3 separate regions of the Homo sapiens genome follow, and all the other regions are linked to region 2. A link is a loop called in an ENCODE intact Hi-C map of the cell type or tissue named here. Cell type or tissue: Calu3. All regions are shown on one strand. Each heading gives the region's core, and the rest is flanking DNA. Links, peaks and the distances in the headings are about the cores only. Region 1 has its middle 51 kb from the start of HS6ST2-AS1. Region 2 overlaps RAP2C-AS1 (RAP2C antisense RNA 1). Region 3 has its middle 74 kb from the start of HS6ST2-AS1.

The links. Peaks named below come from ENCODE experiments on the same cell type or tissue, not always from the same donor. Only the 100,000 strongest peaks of a DNase experiment are listed, where the experiment ranks them.
Region 1: it touches region 2 in a loop (7-fold over the local background); 80 of 110 quality-filtered maps call a loop at or near these places.
Region 3: a loop joins it to region 2, with 13 times the contacts of the local background. A loop is called at or near these places in 31 of 110 quality-filtered maps.

Annotation. Positions count from the first base shown.
Region 1 is chrX:132,611,743-132,622,208 of GRCh38, forward strand. No RefSeq gene overlaps it. Among named protein-coding and RNA genes, the nearest start is that of HS6ST2-AS1, 51 kb to the right of the region's middle. In Calu3, for the core only: CTCF peaks have their summits at 1,429 (motif pointing left) and 3,824 (motif pointing left); DNase peaks (open chromatin) are centred at 1,459, 2,779 and 3,789.
Region 2 is chrX:132,287,713-132,298,178 of GRCh38, forward strand. The region is part of intron 2 of RAP2C-AS1 (RAP2C antisense RNA 1); the gene reads left to right. Among named protein-coding and RNA genes, the nearest start is that of RAP2C, 73 kb to the left of the region's middle. RefSeq lists an enhancer at 2,001-3,200. In Calu3, for the core only: no CTCF peak of the experiment used is centred there; a DNase peak (open chromatin) is centred at 5,289.
Region 3 is chrX:132,587,949-132,598,414 of GRCh38, forward strand. No RefSeq gene overlaps it. Among named protein-coding and RNA genes, the nearest start is that of HS6ST2-AS1, 74 kb to the right of the region's middle. In Calu3, for the core only: a CTCF peak has its summit at 5,121; a DNase peak (open chromatin) is centred at 5,123.

The DNA of each region.
Region 1 (10,466 bases), core at 816-8,815, 320 kb after region 2:
TAAGTACATAGACCAGAGATTGGCCCATGTCAGCACATGCAGTTCTGCCTCACTCCTTTTAACAACTGCATATCCTATGGTATTGATAGTTTATTTATTACTGGCCTAATTGATAGACAATTAGATTGATTCTCATTTTCTCCATTTTGTTCTAGTATAATTAATGTTGTGATGAAAGGCTTTGTATACACAAATTTGGGCACATACTGAATATTTCTATAGGAGAGGAGACATTCCTCAGAGTCTAATTTCTTGGCATATGCATTCGAATTTTTGATAGAAACTGCCAAACTGCCATCCAGAATTGCTATTCCAATTTACTCTCAAGGATATATGACAGTATCTGTCGATACTATCAAAACCTCTGGATATTATTTTTTATTTTTATTTTTGCCTGTCTGAGAGGCAAAAATAATGCTTTTTGTTTGGACCTGCATTTCCCCATTATCAATACCTACACTATCCAGTGAGATTAAGCACCTTTTCAAATGTTAGTTTATATTTTTTCTGTGAATTGCTTGTTTAATGACTTATACTTATTTGGTATGTTTATCTCTTTCTTATGGGTTTATATAAGTTCTTTGTACATTATGGATGTGAATCCTTTGTCATATGTCGTATAGTTATTTTCTTGCAGACTATCATTTGTCTTCCATGTATTGTAACATCGTAAAACAATCTTTATCCCTAGTGCTATGGCTCATGCCTGTAATCCCAGCACTTTGGGAGGCCAAGGCGGGAGAATCAATTGAGGCCAGGAGTTTGAGACCAGCCTAGGCAACATAGGGAGACCTCATTTCTATAAAAAATAACAAAAAATTAGCCTGGAGTGGTAGGGCACACTTGTAGCCCTTAGCTACTCGGGAGGAAGGCTGAAGTGGGAGGATTGTTTGAGCCTAGGAGATTGAGGCTGCAGTGAATTGAGACTCATAAGCCATCTTGTACTGATATTTCTTTCACCACCCTGTACAGGATTTATGTGGCATAATGTAAAGAACCTCATAATCCAGCCTTGAGAGAAAAGTCTGTAGTAAGAAGGATAAAAAAAAATCTGTGTCCCATCCCACCCATAGCCCACCACGCATGTCCAATGGGAACAGAATCTGTCATATAAAAAGTGCCAATATGCACCACAGTTTAGTAGCTTGCTGCATAACTGACAAAACCGAGCTCATAATTAGCTGACAGATTTACAGATTGCATACCCGGTCCCCTTCACCAGGATTTCAGTGCCAAGGATGGGTGTAAATAGATTTTCTTTATTCTCAAACACTGTGGATGATATTTGGTAAAACACTTACATTTCCTGGCTCTCTTCCATGTTTGCTATCTTCCCCATGTTTAGGTCCCATATGGAAAAACAAGAACAAGAACACTGAATATTTAGAGGGCCTTGATTTCCCTCCTGGTGCCATACACCATCTGCACAGTCACTGCACCATCCTGTGGCCATGCCTGGAAACTGCACACTCGCTGCTCGTAGGCAGCCTGCCAAGGTCCCCTCTGCTGAAACCTTGCAACCGGTCTATCACCATCTTGTCTCCTCTTTGCCTCTTTCCAACCACCAAATTAGAAAGGAAAGGCAATGCTAGCGAAGCTTATCCATGGTATTTTCTTATCTTTCTCTCTTTTAGAGGGTGTGTGTGTGTGTGTGTGTGTGCGTGTGTGTGTGTATGTGCCTACACACCCTGTCAGGACTGCCTCAATGCCTCAACCGGCTTTAAAGGCTGAATCAGAAATCCTGAAATTCAGATAATGGGACTTCCAGAATAAATACTGCACAAAGGTCCTATTCCCTTCAATCATCGATATCATCTTCCCCAAATAGCAGCTCTGTATTTGATTTTTAAAAGAATTCCCCTGTAATACTACATAGCTTCTGAAGTGATTTTGACAGAAACAGACATATTTTGCTTCAGCAGTAAAAATGACCCAAAGTAATGCCCTCATTAAAAGCAATAGCAACAAATAAACAAACAAAAATCAGCTTAAACACTACAGATGGAAATCACCTTACGAAGTCAGTAAAATGGTATGTCTCTGAGGTGTATGATGATGTGACATATTTAACAGAGTTTCCGTCAAAGTAGACTGAGGCTGGATCAGTGAAACAAGAAATATATGACACACTCAGGCAGTGTTGACGAAAACAGGTCACTGCCTTCTTTTGTAAGGGAGTATGGAGCATTTGACAACTCACAAGCTCTAAAGAGTAAGGGCTGAGTCAAGGCCATTGCCTTGGCTTTGTAATGTGTCAACTTGGGTAGGCTTGACCACATTTCCCAGCATTCTCTCTCCTGTATGTTTTCTTTCGGTTGTTGTTTGTTTGTTTTTGAGACGGAGTCTCACTCTATCACCCAGGCTGGAGAGCAGTGGTGCAATCTCAGCTCACTGTAACCTTCACCTCCCGGGTTCAAGCAATTCTCCTGTCTCAGCCTCCTGAGTAGCTGGGATTACAGGCGCGTGTCACCACACTTGACTAATTTTTGTATTTTTAGTAGAGGTGAGGTTTCACCATGTTGGCCAGGCTGGTCTCGAACTCCTGACCTCAAGTGATCCGCCTGCCTCAGCCTCCAAAAGTGCTGGGATTACAGGCCTGAGCCATGGTGCCTGGCCCTTCTCCTGTACGTTTTGATTAGAGTGTCCACACTCTAATCATCTGTCCACAAGACAGATTATTGGGGGCCATTCAGAAGGTAGAGGGGAAGCAGCAACAATTTTGCAGCTCACACACCTTGTTGCTTATGTTCTGGCTCCCTCTGTTGGTGTCAGGGCATGGCTGGGCCTGCAACTGCTCCATCTCTCCCTGTATCCTCTTTCTCCTTCTCCAACTTTTGGGCCAGGTGTGTGTGTGTGCTGGTCTCTGTAACAGTGTCCTAGTCTCTGCTGGCCGCCTGTGACATCAAGGTCAAGGCAGCAAGTATTAACACGCGTTTCAGTTAATCCTCGCAGCTTCCATTGGGTTCCTGCTTTCCCCAACTTTACATCCATCTTCACTTCCCAACTGCCCATCCTGTAGATGTCAAGCTTCAACATCAGACACCAAAAACTACCTTACAAAGATGGTTTAACCAGCTCCTACAATTACGTGATTTCAAATTCCTGAAACAAATCTCTTTATAGTTAAGCGTGCATACTTGTAGTTCTGTTTCTCTCATTGAACCCTGATGGATACAGCCACATTATGGAAGGGCCTCACACAAAGAAAACCCACCACACCATGAGCTGCCCTTGAAGTTAGTGAAGCTTTTCCAAGAATATAACTTCAATGAAGCAAGGCCTCATAAATTTCCTCTCGGAAAAAATTTAATCCAAACATATGTCTTGAGTGTCTGCTATGGGCAAGTCAATAATGGGAGATGGATAGTGTCTAAAAAGCACATTCTTACCCTAAAGAATATATCTACAGTTCAGTAAGGGAGATAAGTTAGGCACACAAAAATAAAATGTAAGGCAAAATGTGATAAGCTTTGTAAGAGAGGTTCAAAGTGTTGTCAGATAATCTTCCTGACCAAGGATCTAATATCTAACTGTGTATAGAAAGAACCACAAACACTCTACTTTATCACCTCCAAGGACATGACTACTTGCTTTCAAGTTTTTCAAAGTGTACATAAATCAGGTAGGACAACATCCTAATTAGTCACATGAAAGGCTGTTTATTGCTTGAAGAGAGCTCCTCGGGAGGAGTTGCTAAGTTGGGAGGCTGCCCAAGACCAGGGGTCAGTATGCTGGATCATGTGCACTGGGGCCTGTTAGAAAGTGAGCTGCGTGGATGACTGAGATAGAGCGCCCCCTGCTGAAAATGACTCCATAACCTCAAGAACCACCAGCCGGAGGATTGATATGGGCCTGCTGATAGCCCAGGGCCACTGCAGAGGAAACTCAAGATAGAAAACATGGAGATCAGGGATGACTAATTCTATTATGAGTGATCCTTCATGACAAAAGCCTTTGCAACAGAATTCATTTCAATCTCCATCACTCATTGATTAATTCATTCAATAAACATGGTATAGTAGTCCCACTTTATTTGTGGTTTCCTTTTCCATGGTTTCAGTTACTGTGACCAACTGCAGTCTGAAACTATTAAGTGGAAAATTCTAGAAATAAACAACTCATAAGTTTTAGATTGCACACTGCTTTGAGGAGTGTGATGAAATCTCATGCCTTCCTGCCCCATCCTGCCTAAGATATGATGCATCCTTTTGTGCAGTGGATCCATGCTGTAGACACTACCTGCCCATTAGTCACTTTAGTAGCCATCTCAGTTATCAGATGGAAAAAACATAGTATATACAGGGTTTGGTACTATCCATGGTTTCATGCATCCACAGGGAGTCTGAGAACATGTACCTCATGGATAAGGGGCCACTACTGTATTGGGTATCTAAAACATTCTTCCTCTCCTGTGACAGCATGCCTTTTTGCATGGCCAGCTTCTTCTCATCCTTCATGTCTCCATTTAAATGTTACCTCCTGGAGTAGCCTTCCTCCATTAACCTAAATGTACTCTCTCTGTTACCCTTTATCACTTTCCTCTATATATTTCATTCGTGGCACTTAGCATGGTTTGGCATTCTAATTGGCTTGGAAGATGTTTTGATTAACATCAGTCTCCAATGCTTAGACTATTAGCTCCACAGGAGCAGATACTGCATCTCTTTTATTCATGTCTGAATACCCGGCATGAGCAGACCGTGGCATGTAGTAGGTTAGGGACTCAGTAAATATTTGTGAAATAAGTGAATAAATGAATGAATGACTACCAAGGCACAGCACAAGGTGTGGCTCTATGAAGGTGACTGGCATAGTCCACCTCTCTGCCTTCCCCAAGCCAACAATCTAGTAAAGGAGACAAATGAGTGGCCATGAGAATGAGTGACGGAAATGGCCACAGGCAGTCTTACTTATTACCTCCCAAAACTACACACACACCTACCAAGTTTTGGAAAATGTACTTAAGTCAAGGCAGATAGGATCCTAATTCATCACACAAAATACTATTCCTTACCTTACTGGAATGAGTGCTGGGATGGCAGCTGACACAGTGAGAGCGGGGCACAGAGGAGAGAAAACTAAATTCGGTTTCAGGAAGGTCAGGGAAGACTTGCTAGAAGTGGTAACATCTGAGCAGGGTCTGAGGCGAAGTAGGGATTAACTAGGCTAAGATGGTGTATCTGCATGCATGCATATTTGTGTATGTGTGCATGTGTGTGAGGGGGGTGTGTGTGTATTATTGAGTGGAGGAGCATTCACTGATAATGGAGAATAATAGAGTGAAACAGATAAGGAATAGCATGGAAGGCAGAGATTACCACATGCAAAATGTCTAGAGGTGAAATGAGAGATGATGGCAAGAGAGGAGAACTCAAAGAGCTCCTCATGGCTCATACCTGGAGTGTGAGAGGCAAGTGTTAAGCGATGGGACAGGCAAGTCAACAGAGGCCGGATCATGAAAGGCCTTGAATGCCAGACTAAATAATTAGGAATGATGCTTGAAGATATTCACTGGGTGTGCTTTATTTACAAAGATGCCATTTCATTGATTATGCATCGCCAGGGATTAAAATGAAATACACAAAAAAATTAACATTTAGTACTAATACTACAGATTTCCCTAGTTTTTCAGGACAAATACTGAAGCATGTAGATACACAGTGGAATAAAATGATAGAAACTGTGATTGCCATGGAAAATGCAGAGCATGTGGTTGATGTATATATTGCCAATGCTGTATGCAACACACAAGGAATCCGAAGGACAGAGACGAGGACACCGTATGCATCCATTAACTAGTAGGCATTGTTGGGAATCAACATTGACATTGTTCTTATCCACCAGAAAAAAAGACATCTGCCAACTTCAGGCAGATGTTACTCTGTCCAAAAAAGTGCCCACTATGTGTAAAATGCAGCACAAGACTCTATGAGAAGAGAATGAGAGAAAATGTCCAGCAAAAAAGAAATCTAGTCTCTGCAGGGATTTCAGGTAGAAGCATTTCCTTTTAGCTATGGTGAATTCAATTACTGGGTAACCTATCAGAACACAATGAATGGGGAAAATAATGTAAAACCCTACTGAGAAAAACAGTGTAGGTGTTCCATAAAAATGTACTGAATGAATAAAACATGTTAGTCAAAAACAATAATCAATTGCTTTAGTGCTGGAAATGTTTGCCACTATTGATCCAATTAAATTGCCAAGCACCAGAACTCTGCTCTAAAATACGGTGCATGCTTTAATTCATTTAATCATTCCCTCAAATCTATGGGGTGAATACTGTTATAAATTCAACTTTAGAAATGAGGAAAGTAAGGCTCAGAAAGATGATGTGACTTACCTCAGGTTACACAGCTAATATGTGGTGGAGCCAGGACTATGGACCCCCAAAATTTGGCTCCAGAGACTGTGTTCTTGACCACTATACTATTGTAATAGAAATCCATTCCATTAGGAAATGGAACAGAGTGTGCAAAAGAAAAGTAAGATAGAAATCCTTTAAAAAATATTTTGTTAAAACATTAGTGTAGTGCTGTGAACACTAGCCACAGAGAAACCTGAGATTTAGTCTCAGCTCTGCCACTAATTCCCTGTGTGACCTTAGGCGAGTCAATTGTTCTCTCTGGACCTCAAGGTAAAATGGAAAAAGAGGGGTGGAAACTTGACATGGGTTTGTATGATGGTGTCGGAGTTGAAAGAAGCTTTAAAAATGCTTTTTGATGATTTCAAAAGAAATTTTGCTGCTTCAGATGTATCCCACCCACGAAGTGTGGAGATCACATTCTCTCTTCGATTTACAAAAGTACAGTGTAGAGACTGTGTATAGTGATGGTTTTTAGTAAGAAATGCAATATATAAAGCACAGAGGGCCCAACTCAGACCAGAGAGACCAAACTATTTTGTTGAACATTAAAAGTATTATCTAATGCCCTCCAGTTGGACCAGGAATTAGGCCTGTGGAAAGCAAAACACAGAATTATTGGTCAAAAACCCTGACACCAAGGGCCAAGCTTGTCCGCTTTCATTTACGAACACTTGAAGAATATTTGTGGGTGTAGTAACACTGTGTTCAAGGACCAGGGGCTCCCAAGCTGCCTCTCCAAGGATAAGGTACCAGGCAATTCCCTCCCAAAAAATGTGAACTGGCTATCTTCAGGTCCAGGGCCAAGTACTGAGCAGGGAAAGAACCAATGTCCAAAGAACCTGAAAGAAGGCAGTTGCTTTGTGAATATTCCTCATTGGAAAAGAACCCGCTGTTAATTATTAATGAAGCCAGGAATGGTTTCCTAGCTTGGCAGTATCAGGAGCTCAAGGCCCTCCATTCCCCAGTGCTGTCCTGGAAGAAGTTTTTGCTATAGAAGAAAGCTCCAGTTTTAGCAAAGAAAACACCAGCAAAGCAAAGGCTTTGGAGGTAGACAAACCTGGGTGTGACACTCGGACCTGCCGCTTGCTAGTTATGTGGCTTGAGACACTCCTCCCTGAACCTCCATTTACTTTTCTGTATAATGGGGAGATAATAAAGTTTACCTGCAAGTGTTTTTAGAAAAATGAAATAAAGCTTCTTTCAGAGATACATACATAACAAAATATATACAGATGATGTCCGGGAGTTGCTTTAATATATTACAGATTGTAGGGAAATTAGTGAGGACACAGATTAAATTAGATTGGCTGAGTTGATAATTACTGAAGTTGAGTGATTGGGAAAGGAGGTTCATGATGCTGTTCTCCCTAGTTTTGCAGATAGAATCTTTCCATAATAAAATGTTTTAAATCATGAATAAGGTGAAGATACTGCACTCTGGATTTAGAACTAGGCTTGATTCTAAAGTATTAGGCAAGTTAATGAAGCTCTCCTGAGTCTCAGCATATTCCTCTGTAAAATGTGGGAAAGAATTTTTCCTGCCTCACTGGGTGGTTGTGAAGATTAAGTGAGGTGATGCAGACCAGGCACAGTGGCTCATGCCTGTAATCCTAGCACTTTGGGAGGCTAAGGCAGGAGGATTGCTTGGGCTCAGGAGTTTGAGACCAGCCTGGGCAACATGGTGAGACCCTCGTCTCTCCAAAAAAAAAAAAACAAACAAACAAAAAACAAAATGAGGTGATGCATAAAAAGGCTTAGTACACTGTCTGAACTATAATGTAATTTCCACAAATATTAACTGCCACTGCTGCTGTTATATGAAGGGCCAAGAAGAGCACCTGGCATACAGTACGCACTTAATAAATGGTATAGATCATCATCATTATAATTAGCATCAAGAGTCAGACTCTTCACACCTGGTCAGGATGGGCATATATTGGCATTGAAGTCTCCTGGCTGAATAAGAACTGTCTTCCCTTAGTGGTGTGGGGCTGTAATAACTGTTTCAGTGCCTGAAGTTCAGAAATTTCCATTCAAGAATAGGACCAACTAAGTAGCTTCAAGTTAAACTGTCAAAACCATCCTCCACAGAGCTTCTGGAGCAGGAGACAACTGGACATTCAAGAAGGCAGATTCAAGATTCAAGAAGGCAGGAGACAGCTGGAGATTCAACACCAGGTTGTTTCATTCATGGGGGGAGGGGGTTAGAGCAGGGCTCTTGGCCCCAGGAAAGGGATACAGCTGGGAATCACTTCCTTAATAAGTATTCTCTGACCTCCCTCCTGGCTTCCTGTTTCACTGGCCCTAACTCACAGTAAAGTGCTCAACACAGGTTTGTCAAATGAATGGGCTACAAGACAGAAATCAAGTTACCAGAAGCTGGACGCTAGATCAGCAAGCTAGAGCTAGGTAAATAAATGCTTCCAGGCCAGGGTTGGCAGCTCATGCCTGTAATCCCAGCACGTTGGGAAGCCAAGGTGGGAGGATCACTTGAGCCCGGGATTTTGAGACCAGCCTGGCCAACATAGTAAGACCCTGTCTCAACACAAAATAAAATTATCCAGGTGTGGTGGCTTGCCCCTGTGGTCCCAGCTACTTGGGAGGCTGAGGTGGGAGATTCTGATTCAGATCATCTGCAGTGCGGCCTAGAGAATCTGCATTTCTGAACCACATCAGGGAGGATTCTGAAGCCACAGGCTCATAGCTTCTGTTCTGAGAAAGTTTTAGGAAGATGAGCCCGGTGATCAAGAAAGAGGCTGAAGACAGAAGGATAGTTAAGAAGACATTGGGACCATCCAGGTGGGCTACATACAAACCTGCCTTAGAGTGGGAGTGCTGGGAATATGCCAAGGTCCTGGGAGTTTGGAGAAAGCATGTGGACACTGGGAAGGGATGGGAAACTGGACAACTTACTGATGCTTGTTAGTGCTTCTTAGGTCAAGCCATTTTTTTTTTTTTTTTGAGACAGGGTCTCGGTCTCTCTTTGTCACCCAGGCTGGAGTGCAGTGGCACAATCACAGCTCACTGCAACCTTGACCTCCCAGGTTTACATAATCCTCCTGACTCGGCCTCCTGAGTAGCTGAGACTACAGGCACACAATACCATGCCCAGCTAATTTTTATCTATATTGTAGAGAGAGGTTTCGCCATGTTACCTGGGCTGGTCTCGAACTCCTGGGTTCAAGTGATCCTCCCCACTCAGCCTCCCAAAGTATTGGAATTACAGGGATTACAGGCATGAGCCACAGTGCCCAGCCTTCAAGCTTATCCTTGATAAATGCTATTCATCTTAACTAATCAGTGTTCAGGCTCCTTATTTCAACTTCCTTCCTATGTGTTCAGCCTTGTGAAGCCAGAATCCATCTTTTTGACCGAATTCATAATGTCTTTGCCATATGGTCTCAAGGGCCTTGATGAACATGTAATCCTACTCTAGGTAGTTTCAGGGACAGAAGACCGCCTTCAGGACTGAGAAAAAAAAAAGCAATCTTGTGTTTTGGATGAATCCATGAAAAGGCTGATTAAGATTGGCTCTAGTTGGCTGGTTAGGTCCTATCAAGCTATGGTGTAGCACTCTCTTTTAAGACTTGACTGTTCTTCTCAGGTCCTTATAAGTTACATGAAATCCAGTAGAGCATTTTTAAGTCACAAAAACTGTTAAACTTTTCTTAGGCCCAGTTAGGCATCATTAAATCTTACTAATATTAGTGAAGTCACAAGATTGAACCAGGCATAATGAAAATAGAATTTGTACAACTTAATGAGATTTGATGAAGATTATTGAACCTTATTCTGTCCTTAAGGCAATAGGACTAAAATTTAAAAATTCAAATTGGATAAATGCAGAAGTTCATTTTTCTTCTTTTTTTTTTTTTTTTTTTTTTTTGTTTAAGTAAAGTGAGCTAGCTGAATTTACAAGCCCTGTGTGTCCCATTCCCCGAGGGCCCTCTGTGACTACTAATTTGAAAACTAATATGTGCTAACTTTTAATGGGTTACTCTCTCTCCTCCCTCCTAGGTGGCATAAATGCATCTTAATAGGGTCTTCTGGACATGCTCCTTTCACCCACAGAAGAGAACCTTGGAGTGTAGGCATTCCA
Region 2 (10,466 bases), core at 1,083-9,082:
TGCCTTCATTTCGTTATGTACCCAGTAGTCATTGAGGAGCAGGTTGTTCAGTTTCCATGTAGTTGAGCGGTTTTGAGTGAGTTTCTTAATCCTGAGTTCTAGTTTGATGGCACTTTGGTCTGAGAGACAGTTTGTTATAATTTCTCTTCTTTTACATTTGCTGAGGAGTGCTTTACTTCCAACTATGTGGTCAGTTTTGGAATAAGTGTGGTGTGGTGCTGAGAAGAATGTCTATTCTGTTGGTTTAGGGTGGAGAGCTCTGTAGATGTCTATTAGGTCTACTTGGTGCAGAGCTGAGTTCAATTCCTGGATATCCTCATTAACTTTCTGTCTCGTTGATCTGTCTAATGTTGATAGTGGGGTGTTAAAGTCTCCCATTATTATTGTGTGGGAGTCTATGTCTCTTTGTAGGTCTCTAAGGACTTGCTTTATGAATCTGGGTGCTCCTGTATTGGGTGCATATATATTTAGGATAGTTAGCTCTTCTTGTTGAATTGACCCCTTTACCATTATGTAATGGCCTTCTTTGTCTCTTTTGTTCTTTGTTGGTTGAAAGTCTGTTTTATCAGAGACTAGGATTGCAACCCCTGCCTTTTTTTGTTTTCCATTTGCTTGGTAGATCTTCTTCCATCCCTTTATTTTGAGCCTATGTATGTCTCTGCATGTGAGATGGGTTTCCTGAATACAGCACACTGATGGGTTTTGACTCTTTATCCAATTTGCCACTGTGTGTCTTTTAATTGGAGCCTTTAGCCCATTTACATTTAAGGTTAATATTATTATGTGTGAATTTGATCCTGTCATTATGATGTTATCTGGTTATTTTGCTCGTTAGTTGATGCAGTTTCTTCCTAGCCTTGATGGTCTTTACAATTTGGCATGTTTTTGCAGGGGCTGGTACCGGTTGTTCCTTTCCATGTTTAGTGCTTCCTTCAGGAGCTCTTTTAGGGCAGGCCTGGTGGTGACAAAATCTCTCAGCATTTGCTTGTCTGTAAAGTATTTTATTTCTCCTTCACTTATGAAGCTTAGTTTGGCTGGATATGAAATTCTGGTTGAAAATTCTTTTCTTTAAGAATGTTGAATATCGGCCCCCGCTCTCTTCTGGCTTGTAGAGTTTCTGCCGAGAGATCAGCTGTTAGTCTGATGGGCTTCCCTTTGTGGGTAACCTGACCTTTCTCTCTGGCTGCCCTTGACATTTTTTCCTTCACTTCTACTTTGGTGAATCTGATCTTTATGTGCCTTGGAGTTGCTCTTCTCGAGGAGCATCTTTGTGGCATTCTCTGTATTTCCTGAATTTGAATGTTGGCTTGCCTTGCTAGATTGGGGAAGTTCTCCTGGATAATATCCTGCAGAGTGTTTTCCAACTTGGTTGCATTCTCCCCGTCACTTTCAGGTACACCATTCGGACGTAGATTTGGTCTTTTCACATAGTCCCATATTTCTTGGAGGCTTTGTTCATTTCTTTTTATTCTTTTTTCTCTAAACTTCTCTTCTCACTTCATTTCATTCATTTGATCTTCCATCACTGATACCCTTTCTTCCAGTTGATCGAATTGGCTACTGAGGTTTGTGCATTCTTCACGTAGTTCTTGTGCCATGGTTTTCAGCTCCGTCAGTTCCTTTAGGGACTTCTCTGCATTGGTTATTCTAGTTAGCCATTCGTCTAGTCTTTTTTCAAGGTTTTTAACTTCTTTGCCATGGGTTCGAACTTCCTCCTTTAGCTCGGTGAAGTTTCATCGTCTGAAGCCTTCTTCTCTCAACTCGTCAAAGTCATTCTCCATCCAGCTTTGTTCCGTTGCTGGTGAGGAGCTGCATTTCTTTGGAGGAGTAGAGGTGCTCTGATTTTTAGAATTTTCAGTTTTTCTGCTCTGTTTTTTCCCCATCTTTTTGGTTTTATCTACCTTTGGTCTTTGATGATGGTGATGTGCAGATGGGGTTTTGGTGTGTATGTCCTTCCTGTTTGTTAGTTTTCCTTCTAGCAGTCAGGAGCCTCAGGTGCAGGTTTGTTGGAGTTTGCTGGAGGTCCACTCCAGACCCTGTTTGCCTGGGTATCAGCAGCAGAGGCTGCAGAACAGAGAATATTGGTGAACAGCAAATGTTGCTGCCTGATCGTTCCTCTGCAAGTTTTGTCTCAGAGGAGTACCCGGCTATGTGAGGTGTCAGTCCGCCCCTACTAGGGGGTGCCTCCCAGTTAGGCTACTCGGGGATCAGGGACCCACTTGAGGAGGCAGTCTGTCCATTCTCAGATCTCAAGCTGCGTGCTGGGAGAACCACTGCTGTCTTCCAATCTGTCAGACAGGGACATTTAAGTCTGCAGAGGTTTCTGCTGCGTTTTGTTTGGCTATGCCCTGCCCCCAGAGGTGGAGGCTACAGAGGCAGGCAGGCAGACCTCCTTGAGCTGTGGTGGGCTCCACCCAGTTTGAGCTTCCTGGCCGCTTTGTTTACCTACTCAAGCCTCGGCAATGGCGGTCACCCCTCCCCCAGCCTTGCTGCCGCCTTGCAGTTTGATCTCAAACTGCTGTGCTAGCAATGAGTCAGGCTCTGTGGGTGTAGGACCCTCTGAGCCATGCGTGGGATATAATCTCCTGGTGTGCCGTTTACTAAGACCGTCAGAAAAGCACAGTATTAGGGTGGGAATGACCCGATTTTCCAGGTGCCGTCTGTCACCCCTTTCCTTGGCTAGGAAAGGGAATTCCCTGACCCCTTGCCCTTCCTGGGTGAGGCGATGCCTCGCCCTGCTTTGGCTCATGCTTGGTGCACTGCACCCACTGTCCTGCACCCACCGTCTGAAAGTCCCCAGTGAGATGAACCCGGTACCTCAGTTGGAAATGCAGAAATCATCCATCTTCTGCGTCGCTCACGCTGGGAGCTATAAACTGGATCTGTTCCTATTCAGCCATCTTGGAACCGCTTCTATCTGATAATTATTTCTTTTGCTGTGCAGAAGCTTTTTAGTTTAATTAGGTCCCATTTATTCAGTTTTGTTTTTGTTGCATTTGCTTTTGGGGTCTTAGTCATAAATTATTTGCCTAGGCCAATGTTCAGAAGAGTTTTTCCTAGGTTTTCTTCTAGATTTTTAATGGTATCAGTTCTTAGATCCATCTTGAGTTAAATTTTGTACATGGTAAGATATAGGGATCTGGTTTTGTTCTTCTACATGTAGCTATCCAATTTTCCCAGCACCATTTATTGAACAGGATATCTTTTCCCTAATTTATGCTTTTGTATGCTTTGTCAAAGATCAGTTGGTTGTAAGATGTGGCTTTATTCCTGAGACCTCTATTCTGTTCCATCAGTTACATGTCTACGTTTTTACCAGTACCATGCTCTTTTGGTTACTATAGCCTTGTAGTATAATTTGAAGTCAGGTAATGTGATGCCTCAAGATTTGTTTTTCTGCTTAGGATTGCTTTGGCTATTTGGACTTTTTTCTGGTTCTATATGAATTTAGGGGATTTTTCTAATTCTGTGAAAAAATGATGTTGGTATTTTGATAGGAATTGCATTGAATCTGTAGGTTGCTTTGAGCAGTGTGGTCATTTTCATCGTATTGATTCTTCCAGTGCATGAGCATGGGATGTATTTCCATTTGTTTGTGTCATCTACAATTTCTTGCAGCTGTGTTTTGTAATACTCCTTACAGAGATGTTTCACCTCCTTGGTTAGGTATATTCCTGGGTATTTTATTTTTTGCAGCTACTGTAAAAGGAATTGAGTCTTGATTTGTCATTCAGTTTGGTCATTGTTGGTGCATAGCAGTACTGCTCACTTGTCTATATTGATGTTGTAGCCTGGGACTTTACCAAGTTCATTTATCAGATTTAAAAGTGTTTTGGAGGAGTCTTTAGGGTATTCTAGATATAAGATCATATAATCAGAAAACAAAGATAGTTCGATTTCCTCTTTTCCAATTGGGATGCCCTTTATTTCTTTCTCTTGCCTGATTGCTGTGGCTAGAACTTCGAAATGTAACTTTTATATGCACTCAGCAACCAAAAACATTATGTTGCTCACTTTATTGCAATATTTGCTTTATGGCAGTGGTCTGAAAGCAAATCCACAATATCTTCAAGGTATGCTTATTTATGCAGGACATCCTTTGTTGGATAAGTTTGAAGGTGGAGAGACCAATCAAAAGATGATTGTCGTAGCACAGGTGAGAGAGATGATGGAGGCTGTGACTGGGTTGTTGCTAATGCAGATGAAGAAAAGTGGATGAATTGGGCATCTATAACAAATGCTGAAACCACAACCATTTCAGTTTTCCAGTTGAGAGGTTATGAGGTCAGATCCAGCACAGTGTATGTAGAAACAGAAAATAAGAGATATCTTAGAGATATAACTTTGAAGGAAGTCTCAAAGACTTAATGCCAGGGAGAATTAGAGCATATTGAGGGTGCGGGAGACTGATTTGTGGTCTCAATCATTAGGGAGATTGAAGGACCAGACAAAGAAATGAGGAGCAAAGGATGGAGACAGGGTGTGGGGAGAAGTGAGGAGGGGGACAGTTTTGGGAAAATTTTAATGATGAAAAGTCAGAGGATATCCAAATGAACATGCCCCATAAGCAATTGGAAATGTAGGTCTGGAGCTCAGGAGCAAGAAAACACTGCAAACGTAATGGGACAAAAGATCTTTCACATTTATATTTAGGTAGAGATGTATCCAGAGACCTGTAGACGTCTTTGGTATTACTTTTTTTAAAAACAAACATGTGATCATCCATAGTCTCTAATACTTATCTACAACCCCAAGAAGGTCTTTCGTTATTGTTGTTTTATTTTTGTTTTTGTTTTTAGGGAGTTGGGTATGGAGTGATCATGTGGGAAGGAACATACGGACAAGGTAAAAGAGTGTGGGATTGGGGAGAAATTGAGAACAAGAGAGGAGAAAAGCACATAAAGCATATCAGAAGCTGCTCCCACCACCATCTCTCTAAAGCTATGATTGAGATGCTGGGCCAGGTTGAGTGATTGTGTTAATTCCCCCTCCCTACCCCATTTTCAGTGAAAGTTTCACCTAGCTTCATGAATAACTGTGTCTTGCTCTGTCTCACTTGCTTTGGCCTTGTCTTTGTCCTTCTCTGTCTTTGTCTCTCCTAGTTTCCTTATCGAGCTTTCCCTCGGGGGACTTTTTCATTCTTCACTAGCCCAATATTTCATCCTTGGGTTGGTTCATGTTTCTCCAAAATGCTGACAGCTCCATCAGAGAATGCAAGGATGAATTGCCACAAATATATTTCTGAACTGCCACTAGATGGCAGTGTCTGGGAACTTTGTTAACTCGGTCTAGGCATTCATGAGTGCCTGACTGCTGAGTGGTAGGGAGTTTCATTTGATTATTCTGCTTTTAGGCCGTTGCAACCAGTTGCTAACACAAGTGCTAGACTTAGCTGGATCTCTTTCTCCATGATAGAAGAAAATTCATGTTTGTAAAGCACCCAGGGCTGGAAAAGCCTGTTCTTTAAGAGGGTTAGCGTTTTCCTCTACCTCAATTCTCACACAAGTTCCTAGCCCTTAGATTCCTTAGATTCCCTTTTGTTCCCCCTTCAGCTGTTGTTTGTTGTTTGGTTTCATTTTTTATGCAAATATATTTCCTCCTTCCCCAGCTTTGTTAGTAAGTTGGATCAATTCTCTTTCCTCTTTTTGAGGATGGACTTGTAGAATCATCTGCTATCAAAGCTTGAAGAACTCTTAGATGTCGTCGAGTCCAATCCAATCATTTACAGATAGAGAAACTGAGGCAAAGACAGGAGCAGAAACTTGTTCAAGGCCATATAAAAATTCAAGGCAGAATCCTATGGGACAATCTCATGACATACTTGTAATAATCAACAAAACAACCAGAAGATTATTTTTGATCCATTAATTGTGGATCTAGCACAATAGAGGAAGGGGAGGGAGACAGGAGGTATAGGACATGGTGCCTGTTCTCAAGGCACTTAGAATCTAGGTGGGAATATAGACTTTTACACAATGAAAAAGAATAAATGCATTGTGTGATAAGGTAATCTAAGAAAAAATGCTAATGTAGGCAAGTGGTACAGGGATTCAGAGGAACAACAGCTCTAAGAGAAAACAAGGCAATGGGTGGGGGTGAAGGTGAAGCTGGGAGATGAGAAATTCAAAGATTATTATTATTCAGGGATCAAGGCCTAATAAGTAGGCCTGACAAGTAGAGGGTAGGGGTCAATAAGAAGTAAAAGATAAGACTCAGTGATAGGCTGGGACTGTACTGTACAGGCTCTTAAATGCCAGGCTAATTCCTGGTAATGCTGAACAGAAACTTTCAAATGCTTTCAATCTATTTTCTATTTACGGTGGTAACTTTCTGCTATGTTTGATTCCCCAAGAAGTAGCCTCTTTGCTCTGCCGTGCTTTTCCCCATTAGTCTCATGTTGCCGGCCCAGCAGAAGGGAGATGAAGTAGAGCTGAAAAATCAGTCTGGGGCTTATTTCCACTACAGCTTTTCCCTAGTGATTCAATCAAGAGTGACCTGGACATTCTCCAATCCTAAACCCATTTCATTCATTTTATTTCCATTCTCCACCCACTCATGGGAGTCTGAGCACCTGGCCTCTGCATCCCACAACTTCCTTTGTCACAAGGGCTTTCCAGAAGGTTTGGAGAGCTCTTGACAGCTGAGAAACACCTATAGAAGGTGAGCATGACTTCATGCAAATGAAAGAGGCCTCCATACAAAACAGCTCTTTAAAAGCAGTCTGAACGTAGGAACAATCCAAGAGCCCTTTCAAATTGTCAAGAGCACATCAGTGCCCAAGCATCTTGGCCAGCCACATTTCAAAGCCAAGCAATGCCACCCTCTCCCCTTCTCAACTCTCCCTTTATACTCCCAAATGGCTTGAGGTCTTTCTACCAGGATACAGTGGATACCTCTGCCTCAGCACCTTCCATCTGGCTTTCTTCCCGCCATTTGCTGTCTTCTCGTCCCCACAGAATGCTATATCTTTCCTCTTAGCCTCTGCTTAGTATACAACCTGACACAGTAGGTACTCAATACACGGTGTTCTTTTCCTTCACAAGGACCTTAGAGATTATCTAGGCCTGAATATTATGGAGCCACCTAATGGACCACTGGGGGTAGGGATCATTGGGAAATAAGGAAATACTCTGACAATTACAGTCTTCATTTCTGTAACTGGTCACATGGTTGTAGTTGGAATTTATAACTACCTTCTTCTACTACCCATTCTGCATCTTCTTTGTCTTCAGCAAACACCTCAGCTGGTTGTGGTTCTTTACCTGGAGGCATGACCCAAACCCTCATTCCTGAAGGGTCTGGGCCATTAGTAGTCTTGCCTGGATTGGTTTGTTGTCTTTTCCATTTACCTTAATCACAGGGCGTGGAAATACTAAGATGCATCTTAAGGGATCCTCTGTATTCCAGACATATTCTTCCTTACCTACATTGTGGAGTTATAGTTCAATTTCTCCTTGGTATTCAGAATCAATCAACTCAGCCAGCACAATAACTCCCTTCCTTGCCTCCTGTTGATTCAGAGGCATGAGGAGCCCAAAGTGGCCAGGCAGCAGCCTTAACTTTCAATTCAATGGAATCATTGTTGTGTCTTCTGGCGGAAGCATTCCTCCCTTTGGAACTAAGACTTCTTGGCCAGCAGACCATAAATTCATGAAAAGAGGCAGTAGAAATTTTGCTAGTAGATCACTAGGGGTGATGGTGAGTGGTACCACTCCCTTTGCCACCCCTTAATTGCTGGACCCATGAATCCTGGCTATGGGAGAAACAGCCCCATCTGAAGATGCTGATTCAGAGCATATACAGCCTTCTGGAGAACTTTCCCCTTGCCCTACAAGGTATTGCCAGCTGGCTGGTGCTGTAACAGAGTTTTTAAAAAGCCAGTTTGCAGTGAAGTGAGTTCCTTTATCAGAAGCAATGCTGGGTGGAATACTATGATGGTAAATAGGGCATTCTGTAAGTCTACAGAGGGTAGTTTTGAAAGAATAATTGTGTTCAGGGAAGGCAAATCCTTATCCATAGTAAGTGTCTATTCCAGTATGGACAAAACTTCCACGATGGAAGTGGCCCAATGTAATCAGCCTGCCACTGTATCAGGGATTCAGTGTTGGTCTCTGCTGCTGGCAGATTGGACACCCCGCCATGGCCATAGCCAAGTTGGCCTTGTTGAATAGAAGTTCATGTTGCTGATTCCATGCATAACCTCCATTCCTGCCACCATGGTCACTTTGTTTATGAGCCCATTGAGCAATGACAGAGGTGGCTGGGAAAGAGACTAGTATCCATAAATGGGTGATTCTATCCACTTGATTATTAAAATCCTCTGCTGAAGTCACCTTTTGATGAGCATTCACAAATATCTTCATTTTTTTACCCATTCATAGAGATCTATCCCATACCTCTTCCCCAAATTTCTTTCTCATCAATGTTCCAATTACGTTCCCTTCAAGTCTCTGACCATCCAGCTAAACTATTGGCCACAGACCATGAATTAGTGTATAATAATGTCTAGCCATTTTTTCTTCCAAACAAAGTGAATGACAAGTGCACTTTTTCAAGTTCTGCCTACTGGGAATATTTCCCTTCATCAATGTCCTTTAGGGATGTTTCAGAGAGGGGCTGTAGTCCTGCAGCTGTCCACTTTTGGATAGTGCCTGTATATCATGCAGAATCATCTATAAAGCAGGTCTGGGTCCTCTCTTCCTCCATGACCTGATCATAGGAAACTCCCCCATGAGGCCATAGCTGCAAGCTTACAGACAGAAGATAGTGTAGCAGGAATGAGGCTCATGGGCATTTAGGCCACTTCTTCGTGTAACTTATTTGTGCTCTCAGGTCCTGTTCAGACCAATCAAGAATAATATCACTTTCATTTAATGATGAAGTATTTTGGTGCATGCCCAATTTTATGGCTTGGTGGGTCAGATAATGGTCAGTTCAGGTCACATGGTAATGTGGTGGCCTGTGGTTAAGCATTCAGTCTCTACTAAGGCCCAGTAGCAGACAAACAGCTCTTTCTCCAAAGAGTAGTTATTTGCTGAGGGTGGTAAGATTTTACTCCAAAATCCTAAGAGCCTTGTGTAGCAATTCACCTATGGGGCCTGACACGGTTTCCAAACTACATTCCTATCTGCCACTGATCCTTCAGGCACCATTGGATCTGCTGGATCATGTAGCCCAATTGGCAGAGCAACTTGCATACCAGCCTGGACCTTGTTCTGGGCCCTACTCAAAACTAGCAGCTTTTTGGGTCACTCAGTAAATGGGCTGGAGTAATACACTCAAATAAGGAATACGTTGAAATCCAAAGAGGCCCACCAGGCGATGTGCCTCCTTTTTGGAGGAGAAAGATGCAACAATCTGTTTTTTACCTTCGCAGGGATTCCTCCACATGCCCTACTCCACTTAGCCCCTAAACATTTCACTGAGGTAGAAGCCCCCTGAATTTTTGATAGATTTATTTCCAAACCTCTGCAAGGTGTTGCTCCACTGTCTTGCCATTTGCATAATTTCCAATCTGCTGTCACCTATATATATGTTCTTCTGAACATAACATATCTCTTTTATCTGGCTACTTTAAAGAGTTTTTCTTTGTCACTGGTTTTGGACAACTTGACTATGATGTGCCCGATTCTACTATTCTTCATATTTCCTGGGCTTGGGGTTAATTGAGCTGCTTGGATCTGTGGGTTTATAGTTTTCATCAAATTTGGAAAATTCTCAGCTATTATTCCTTAATATATTTTTTCTGCCCCTGCTCCCCCCACCTCAGGGGATCTGATTACATGTGTATTAAGCCACTTGTTGTTTTCCTAAGCTCATTGATGTTCTATTTATTTAGTTTTTTTCTGTTTCACTTGAGATAGTTTCTATTAATATATCTTCATGTTCACGAATCTCTTCTGCAATGTGTACTCTGCCATTCTATCCAGTGTATTTTTCATATTAGACATTGTATTTTTCATCTCTAGAAGTTCAATTTGGTCTTTTAAAAATTTATTTATTTATTTGTTTAGAGACAGAGTCTTACTCTGTCACCCAGGCTAGAGTGCAGTGGCACGATCTTGGCTCACTGCAACTTCTGCCTCCGGGGTTCAAGCTATTCCCTTGCCTCAGCCTCCTGAGTAGCTGGGATTACAGGCGTGCACCACCACACCTGGCTTATTTTTGTATTTTTAGTAGAGACAGCGTTTCACCGTGTTGGCCAGGCTGGTCTCAAACTCCTGATCTCAAGTGATCTGCCTGCCTCGGCCTCCTAAAGTGCTGGGATTACAGGTGTGAACCACTGCACCTGGCCCATTTTATTTTTTAAAATTGTAAAAACACAGAACCCCTGGTTTATAATCAATTTGGTCTTTTTTATACCACTCATATCTTCACTGAACTTTTTGAATATATGAAATACAATTACAGAAACTATTGCAATGTCCTTTTCTCTGCTAATTCTAATATAGTTATTCTCCTCATTA
Region 3 (10,466 bases), core at 965-8,964, 300 kb after region 2:
CAGTCTACCACCATTAGGCTATAATATTCACGTGCTAAGACAGGCCAGAGCCTAAGATGAGACAACAGTTTGTAACTCACATCTGAGAGAATCTTCGGGATTTGGAAAGAAACTCACACAGCTCCAAAACATCTTAAGAACTACAATACCTTCTAGCAATTCTCAAAATTGGGTCTTTTAAAGGATGTTTTGAACACAGAGATGGGGTGAGGGTTAATCAAAGGAACCTTATAAGGAAGTAGTTCTTTGGAGTGTGGGAGACCAAAGTCCTTATTTCAATGAAACAGCAGAGTCAATAGGAGGATTCTAGAGAGATTCATGCTGCTTCTACTTTTGTGATTGGATCTCTCTCCCACTAGAATGTGGGCTCCTGTCAAGTCCATTTGTTTGGTTCATTGCTGACTTCCTCAGTATATAGTGCATAGTAAGTGCTCTGTAGATTCTTCTGACCTGTAATGCATCAGCACCAAAGAAGTTTGAGAAGGGCTAGGAGTCAGGAAATTTGTGCTGTGAGTGCCCTTGAGTAGTTCCTTTGTGACTCAAGGAAGGTGGAGGAGTGAGCCCAGTGATGGCCCCATATCAGTGGTTTCCAACCCTGTGTGCATACCTAAAATCACCTGAAAAGCTTTTAAAATGCAGATGCCAGGGCCTTACCCGCCCCTCAACACACACACTGGAAATCTGATTTAATTGCTCTGGAGTGGGGCTGGCCATAGGTGTATGTGTGTGTGTGTGTGTGTGTGTGTGTTTTAACTAAACCTCCAGTTGATTCTAGTGTATGGCCAAGGTTAAGAGCCACTGCACGATAGGCATATTTGAGGAATTCAATCCACTGATGATTGTGGGTCCTACATGTTGGTATACCAGAGAGTTATTTTTTTGTTTAAAATATGGTTTCTTTGGGCCCACGCCAAGAGATCCTGAATTGGTAGTTTGGCAATATGCATGAGCCAAGAATCTGCATTTGTAATAAGCACATGATTCTAATGCAATTGGTCTGAAGACCACACTATCAAAAACAATACCATAGAGCCACTGCCCTTGCCATAAGAAAGCATTTGGGTAAATTTTGAGACAAGAAATCAGGTAAATGGCTTGGAAGTCTGTTCTTATAATGAAGTGGAACTGTTTCCTTCCTTAAGCCATTAAACACAGGAGGAGGATTGATTTCTCTAATAAGTAGTTCAAAGGTACCAAATTTTCACTGCCTGGGCATTGCTTATCTCAAAACTAATTTGAAATGCAGGCTGGAAACAGCCACTTGTTCCTTCTGCAGTGCCATTGGTCCCATTAAGCCAATCATCTCACTCATTTTTGATCCAGTGGACATTACAGTAAACACGTTTTTTTCCTTCCCACCCAGTAGCCTTGCATGAAGTGCAAGAGAACGGTATTCTCATTTTGAAAGATGGAGAGATTGAAGCAGAAACCGACCCCAACGCAGTGTCTAGATTAGATTGGGAAAAATCAAAACCCTGATTTGATCTGTGTAAAAAGCACTTTAACATCCCTGACCTAATTTCATCCTTACTAATCCCTTTATGAGGCAAGGCAGGGGCAGGTGTCATTTTCTTCAGAGCTGACCTTATCCATGGGAAAAGCAGGCAAGCAACTATTGATGGGACCTGAAGGGTGCCTGAAAACCCCACTGCCAATAGGCCTCCCCCATCTTTGATGGCTCAGGTTCCATCTTGAGCAGTGATTCCTTAGGGCTAAGTTTTGTCTTCCCTATGGGTCTTTCAACATGCAGATACTCTAGTAATGGGTTGCATGACATTGGATATATTTAGCAGGTTACTTCTTCTTTGCTAGGGGAGAGAAGAAGGAGGGGGAAAGCACTGAGAAACAAGGAAAAGGGGATCATTACTCAAAATGTCAAGAACCCGAAAAGAGGTAATTATGGGAGGAGGATGTTTTCAATCAGATTCACCTATTTTCCATGTTGCCTGGAGCAGGCCCTGGTCCCCAAGAGATAAGTGAAGTTGTTAAGGGACTTTGCCATGTTTCTTAGAGATGTATTCAGGAATATGTTCCTCATTAATCACAAAAATATCAACACTGAAGGGAAATAAATTGTCTTAGAATTAAGATATCATCTACCTAAATGACCTTCTCTTTTAAATGTTGACAATTGAAGAAGAATCTAGTATTTCAGTACTAAATCAGTCTGGGTGATATTGAATTACACTCTTAACATAGGGAAGAAGTCCTCTTATTTTCCTCTTTGGTAGAGGAAAACCTTTCTCTCTAACTTCTCCCCACCCTGGGTTAATTTGAAGATTCAGTCCATCTTTGCTTTACAGACTCTTTTCTCTTTATCTCTGTGGCTTGTATTAATACATTCTTTGAAATGAAGAGAAGGTGGTTAGGATCTAACTTTAAAGGTGGTAGATAGAAGTTGGATAGGACCCAACAGAAAAATCTAGACTTATAATCCAGAGCTCAGGCAGGCTCCAGAATGTGGAAAAATCGAAATATGGTTACCTCACTGTGGAATCTACTTTATAGGGGATGTTGACATGGAGATATGAGTCCACATGGCTAGTTCAAAGCAAACTACTAGGCAATGTGTGCTCTTCACAGAGTTCAATGTAGAGCCCAGGGCCCAAAAGTTACATGCAGGGTAACTGGGTGGTCAGGGTCAGACAAGAACTGTCCTTATAGATGAAAGGATGTCACAGGCAGGAAAATGCCTTGCTGCGACCAACAGAGATAAGATTCAAAGCCAAAGATAAGTGGGTAAACAGTCATGTTAGCTGTCTATAGATATTAGTGGCTGGCACCTTGAACCTGAGACACAAATGACAAAAACACAGTGCTTGTGGAGTTGGGTCATAAGGGAACAGCAGGAAGCCACTGACTCAAGACTGATCCACAGGACCACTGAAGACCTGGGTTCTTGGTCCCAGCTGTGCCATGAGCTTATAGTGCAGATGCCAGGAAATTCACTCATTTATAAAATAAAGAGGCTAAGATACATCAGTTGTTTTAACCATGATATGGAACTGGTGTACTGCAATGATCTCTTATCATTTGTCACTCACAGTAAGGAAGTGTTCATGACCTTGGCCACACTCAGGGAAATGTGTCCTGCACAGAATTATCATCTAATGTGTGATTGTCAAGGGAAAAGTTTGATAATTACTAATCTAAAGCACTGTTTCTCCAATTTTAATGTGTGTACAAATCATCTGGGAATTTTGTTAAAAGGAAGATCCAGATTCCGTAGATCTGATAAGGAGCCTGAGGCTCTGCATTTCCAATGAGTTCCAGGTGATGTCGGTGCTGCTGGTCTATGGACCACGCTACGAGCATCAAGGTTCTTACAGGGTGTCTTATCAGCTCTGAAATTCTATGATCCCATGTGTAACTTCTCACTCTCTTCCAATCAGCCCCTCTCCCCACTCTAGGTCAAGATTGGCCCCAGATATGGGGCCTGTAGGAAAATCAGAGTCTCCTGATGAGGCCAAGTAGGAAAATCAGAAACTAAGAAGACTGTTGCCCCATTCTGAACCCATATGCTAACTTCAGTTGCTTGTGTACTGTATGCCAGTAGTCCTGATCTGGGATCTATTATGCTACCAGCTCTTGGCTTTAGTAGAACTCTTTGCCACATCAAATTATGGGCAGGATTGGCAGCAAGATCCTCTCTAGGATTCCATGGCATCTTAGAGTGGGGTAATCCATTTTCATTGGTGAGGTAGGCCCATGAAGACAGAGAAAGAGACACTACTGGGAGGAAGATGTGGTTAATCCATGTGAGACAATTTCCCAAGACTTCTAGAATTAAAATATCCATCTCACTTTTACCTTTTTGCTTTCATGAATAACTACCTTCCACTTTAGATGGTGAATGCTCCTTGTTCATCACTATATACCTACGGCCTAGCACAGTATCTAGCGCAGAGCAGAGTTCAGTAAACATTTGTTGAATGAATGAATGAATGAATGAATGAATGAATGAATCAGTCAAGCAACTGGAGCTGCAGTTTGCTTAAAGGAGACTTCTTGGGGAATTCAGCCAGAGGAGCAACAGAAGTAGCAGGAGCCAGAGAGCGAGGAAGCATGCACTCATCCAGTCATAATTATCTAAAGTGCCCCTGCCCTTGCATTCCCCTTTGTTGTTCAGTAATACACAACAGGATGCACCTGCCCAGATATGGAAACTCTAGCAGGGTAGATAGGAAAGCTGATACAAAGCCCCTGTTAATTAAAAAGCATTTGCAACTGGAATTGTCTTCTGGCTAACACAAAGTGCCCTGCCTCCTGATGCATTTAATGTCTACATGCTTTGAGAATATACAATGAACAGTCTCAGGATTATCTCCTAATCCTGACCCCAGCAAAGGAAAAAAGATCTATCGAAAGTCACCCACTTTGTTATTTATGATGTCAAAGCCAAAAATTAAATTGATGAACAGCCAGATGGCCAAGGAAATAAAGTATGTTTTTCTATGGGTTTGTGAATGACAATGAAGTTTAAGGGTTTTTTTTTTGTTGTTGTTTGATTTTGTTTTGCTCTAATTTTATCTGATTTTTTTTCTCCTACTTTTGTCTGAATTTCTAGCCAAATAATAGCACCAATGTTTATGCTAGGACTTTTGGAATGATCTACTCAACCAATTTACATTAAGCTTTGCAAAGTTTAAGGGAATTTCCAATTCAAAAAGAGGATATTAATTAAATCAATGGGATGATTGAAGAGAAGGTGAGTGAGGAAAAAGTGGCAGTGGGGAGAGAGTTCTCACCCCTCTTACCTAGAAGTCATCTAGGTAGGCCACCTTACCTATCTGCTATGCTTGTTAACTAGGACCTCTCTGGCCCCACTAAGCAGATTTACCACCAGGAGATTAAATACAATGTGCCACGGCCAATCCAAATCCATTCATTCTGCAGTTGCATTTTCAAATTAGCCTAGGAAAATCTCCCCTGCTGAAATATTGGGACAGATAAGAATTGGTCTGTTTGGCTTGAAGAAGGACTGTTTAGTTGCCTCCTCATCACTCTAAATGACCTGGCCCTCAAATTGGGCAGACTGGGGTGCAAAAAGACCAGAGAAGCCAGCGAGTATTTTGTGAGCTTTCAATTGAGAGATCAGTTGTGCTCCCCTGTGACCAAAGACTGAACTGCACCACAGAAGGGCAGACCCAGAGCAGAGGTTCTTCTTGCTGTAGCCTCACCATAATTACTGTGTGGCTGCTTTGTTTTCCAGGGCAAAGGGGAAAGGCAAGGATATTTAGAAGAGATTTAGGGGAAAACGAAATTCTGCTTCCAGTATTCCTAATTTTCCCTTTGAAAATTAGCAACTCTTTAGTAAAACCCTTGCTAGGGCTCCATTAAGGTTTATGTTGACAAAGAGTAGCTACTAATGGCCTTTAATGATGAGTAGGTGGATTGCTCAGAATATTACTTATTTAATGAAAAGTAATGGCTGTCTCACTGAAGCGAGGAGAGTAATGCTAAGTGGCCTCTTCACATGTATGTTCCTTTTAGCACTAGCCTTTGTCAGGGGATACACACTCGAGAGATTCTAAACAAAAAGGGCTCATCCCCACCTGGTAACAACCACAACAAAACACACCCAGAATTTGCTTTCAGTCCATTTTCCAAATGCTCCATGGTGCTTCCAACTAATTCTCAACCTCTTTGTGGTTCTAAAGATTGGAGACCACTGATCCAATGGAAACGGACCAGAGAGTAAGAAAGTCTAATTTTTTCCCCTCTGAGCCAAATCTCCACTAAGTAGCAAGATGATGTCAACGATGACATTTGTATCTTCATTTGGAAAATGAGAGGCTTGGGCTTGAGGGCCTTAAGGGCCAGTCCTTGCACCTCTGGTTTTCAGTGCTCCCGAGTTTCTGTTCAGTGTGAAAATGGAAACGTGATATTATTGAAGCACACACTTGAAACATAATATTGGTTGGTTGATGAAAAGAAAAAACACTTTTCTGGCTTGCTGGCTTCTGGATTTATTCAGCTTGCCAGAGGGTGGGAATAGCACCCTATATCTCTCCTTGCCCAAAAAGCACTTGAGAGCTGCTACCTTTCCATTATCTTTTAACAGATTACTCTTTAATTCATAATACAATTTTTCCCATTTTGTGGTGTGTGGAGCCTTTGCCAGGATTTTTTAATTAGTTCATGTTATAATCAGTAAGTTACAACAGAACTAGCCTTTCTTAGACTTATGTCTCATCTTTTCAACCCAGTGACCACAATCACAACAACAACATGACGAGGACTTACTGAATGCCTGCCATGTGCCATGTGCTGTGCTAAATACTTTATACGCATTATCTAATTGAACACTAATGCTGTCTCATAGGGATAGGTATGATTAATCCCCATTTAACAGATGAGTAAGCAGCCTCTGAGAAAGCGGAAACATGAACAAGGTAATACAGTGTGTAAGGGGTTAAACCAGGACTTGAATCCAAAGTCTGACTGACTCCAAAGTCCATGCTCTTTCTACATTAATCCATGATCATGATAACCGGGCTCACGAGCCTGGGCCAGATAGCTTGGGAACTACTCTGCCACAATTCAAGGATAAGTGAATCCTTGTGAATTCTAAAATTATAAAATAAATTTTAAAACCTAGTACTGCGACTAAACTGAATATGGATTTATGAAGAAAGTATACTTGTCTTTTTTGGAAAGTCATTGTCAAAATGACTCTGTTTGCCTGGAAAGTTAACCTGGGAGAATCACTTTTCTTTCAGACATAGGTGATCATGCTCTCCTACAAACACCTTCACTTCTCAACTCAACATCACACTCTTTTCTCTTTTATCTTTCAGCAAATGGCGCTGTGGCATTATTGTATTTATTAGCTTTGCTTCATTGTGATACTAAGTTACCATAAATATTATAATACTATTAATTCTACTTTACAGTACAATAAAACAAACCAGTAATCCTACAAGAGAAACTATAGCAAGCAAGCAAACATGTTAGGAATGCATGTAATAAATAAGGGAATGTAGATTCCAACAAAAAAACTAAAATAAGGTGCCCCTTCTCTATTTGGGAAACGCCTATGTATTCTGTAGGAACCAACTCACACAAGTCTGCCTACGTTCTAGAAAAACAGGTAAGCTCATCTATTGAATCCATTCCTCGTTTTTATTCCTATGGAAATGTATACTCACCTCTGTCATCACAGCACTTACCACATTCTTTTCTCCTTATCTACCCCAGGAGATTGTGAATTTCTCCTAGGCAGCGCCCATATTTTATTCATCTCAGTGTGTCCACAGCACCTAGCATGATGCCTAACTCATTAGGAGCTCAATAAACATATACTGAGTAAATGCACCATTTATGCACATTATTCAATAAAAAATTAATTTTAGATTGCTGTGAAGGGAAACCCATCAGCTACTGGTGTCATTACATAATATAGTCCACCCTCCATATCTGTGGGGTCTGCATCCATAGATTCAACCAATTGCAGATACAAAATAAAATATTCAGAAAATGCTGGGTGCGGTGACTCACGCATGTAATCCCAGCACTTTGGGAGGCCAAGGCAGGTGGATCACTTGAGGTCAGGAGTTCGAGACCAGCCTGGCCAACATGGCAAAACCCTGTCTCTACTAAAAATACAAAAATTAGCCGGGCGTGATGGTGGGCACCTGTAATCCCAGCTACTCTGAGGGCTGAGGCATAAGAATAGCTTGAACCTGAGAGGCAGAGGTTGCAGTGAGCCAAGATCGCACCACTGCACTCCAGTCTGAGCGAGACTCCGTCAAAAAAAATTCAAAAAATTAAAAATAACAATACAACAATAAAAATAATACAAATTGAGAAGCAATACAGTATCACAATATTGGCCAGGAGCGGCAGCTCACACCTGTAATCTCGGCATTTTAGAAGGTTGAGATGGGCAAATTGCTTGAGCCCAGGAGTTCAAGACCAGCCTGGGTAACATGGTAAAAGCCCATCTCTACAAAAAATACAAAAATTAGCCAGGCATGGTGGTGCACACCTGTAGTTCCAGCTACTAGGAGGCTGAGGTAGGAGGATAGCCTGAGTCTGGGAGGAAGAGGTTGCAGTGAGCTGTGATCATGCCACTGCACCCCAGCCTGGAAACAGAGCAAGAACTTTTCTAAAAAAAAAAAAAAAAAGCTATTTACATAACATTTATAGTGTATTCGGTGTTATACGTAATCTAGAGAGGATTTAAAGTATACAACAGGGTGTGTGTATTTGTAGGTCACGTGCAAATACTGTGCCATTTCATATAAGGAGCTTGAGCATCTGCAGGTTTTGGTATTGACAGGTGGCCTGGAACCAATGCTCCTGCAGATACTGAGGGGCGACTGTACAATGGTATGACACTTTTAGGGCTCAACTTGTATCAAAAGTCATAAAGTGTTACCAGCCTCATACTCAGTAAACTCACCTCTATAAATTTATCTTCAGGCAATAATTCAAAAAAATGGATATAAGAACAAATACATCTATAATATTACAATGAGAAGAATATTGAAATCACTTAAAAAGTCCAACAATAGTGAAATTATCAAGCACATTATATCAGCTTGGTGGAATAGAAAGCCAACATTGAAATTCTAGACAAGAAATTTTGTAACAATATGGAGTGTTTATGAAACACTGGAAGGTTTCAAAAGAAGAATGCAGCGTTGTCTATTTATTATGATTACAGTGACAAATTTTCTAAGTATATAAATAATGTTTGGAAGAAGATGAAGGGAAAGGAAAATAGTTGTACTAAAGGTTAACAATATTGTCTTTTAAAAAATGTCCTTTAATGGGGTTATAACATTATTTTAATACATTTCTTAAAACTAAGTTAAAAGTGAGCCCTATTTTAAAAACAGATTACATACCTGACATTCATCTATAAGTCAGATGTCTAGTACACCAAAATATTATGCAGGGTGGTTGTGCGATTTCAAAATATTCTACTGGAGTTAACCAAATTATAACTGCAACACTGTGAGTTTTCAGTATAAAAGTAGTATAAAACTACATTGTTGGAATAAAATTGAAAAAATGAGACTTTTATGCTTCCTTTGAATGTCTGTGGTACTTAAGGAAAAGCAGGTTTAATTAGAAGAAGATGACAAAGGTAGGCAGGTACCTTTGTTGAGATTCTGAAGGGATCTCTGGACAGTTTCAAGGACTTCAGCAGATTAGGGCACTGGTTCATTGTCTAATTTCATGTTGTAATTTATGAATTTCTCCTTGATTTGAGTGCATTGCTAGCATTACTCTTAGGCATTTTTGATTAGGGTCATTATTTTTTTCTTCTTGACACACAAATGACATGACTGTGGAGGGAGACAGAAAATAAACTTTACTGAGACAAAATTATAATTGAAGCAGAAATAAAGGACTAAAAGATGGTTGAAGCAGATGCGCCGAAAAATGTAACAAAGAGGCTGAAATAAAATTGTATAAATGAAGACAAGAGTGAAACTCTGTGTAAAAAAAATTGAAGACAAAGCCAAGTTTACTGCTGGTAACACAGCAGAGTAAGTATCTTGACTGACCCTTCTGCCTTAAAAAAAAAATGTTGAATGAAATCTTCAAAAGATCTTAAGAGCTGCAAAGAGCAAACAAAAGAGTTAGTAATTTCCAGGCCAAAATATAAGTCAAAACTGAAACCCAGGGATTTAGCGGAGCATTAATAGTACTTCTGAACTAAAGGTATTTACTATACCTGGGGAATCACAATTTGAATTTTCATGGCCTCCTGAGCTATGGGTGACGGAAGATTAAGTTCAGCACTATTCAAAGTAAAAAGTCTAATATTGATTATATAATTATCATGCCTTGTAGGCCTAAAAGAACAGAATACAAACAAAAATCATCGCAAGTATATCTATCTCTCTATCACAGGAGAAGAGCAAATGTATTTGGTGTTCTAAGATTTAATAGTTCTCCAGGAGAGTAAGAATATGATCAAAATATTTTTGATAAGTTAAGCATGCATGTTGCCATTTCAAAAATACCCATTAAAAGATTAGACACAAAGTCCATAACTTCCAAATTAGGAGAGAGGAAAATGGAATGATAAAATAAATTAAATCCTTCTAAAATAATGAAGAAACATGGAACAGAGTACAAATTGAAACAGAATGGCTGAGACAAATGAAAAGCAAAAAATAATTTGATAGATATAAATCCAAATAGATCATTAGTTATATCAAATGTAAGTGGACTAAAAGCTCCAGGTAATAAGAAAGATGTTCTGACTAGATTAGTAAAAAGACCAACTAAATGTTGTTTATAAGAGATACATCAGAAAGATAAAAATACAGAAAGATTGAAAGTAAAAATACGGAAATAATGCATGCCATGAACATGCTAAAGAAAAATTGAAATTACCTAGGTTAACATCTCTTAAAATAAACGTTGAGACACAAATGATTTCTAAAGATGAAGGCAATCACTTTGAAATAACAATAAGCTTAAATCACAAAAATGATATGATG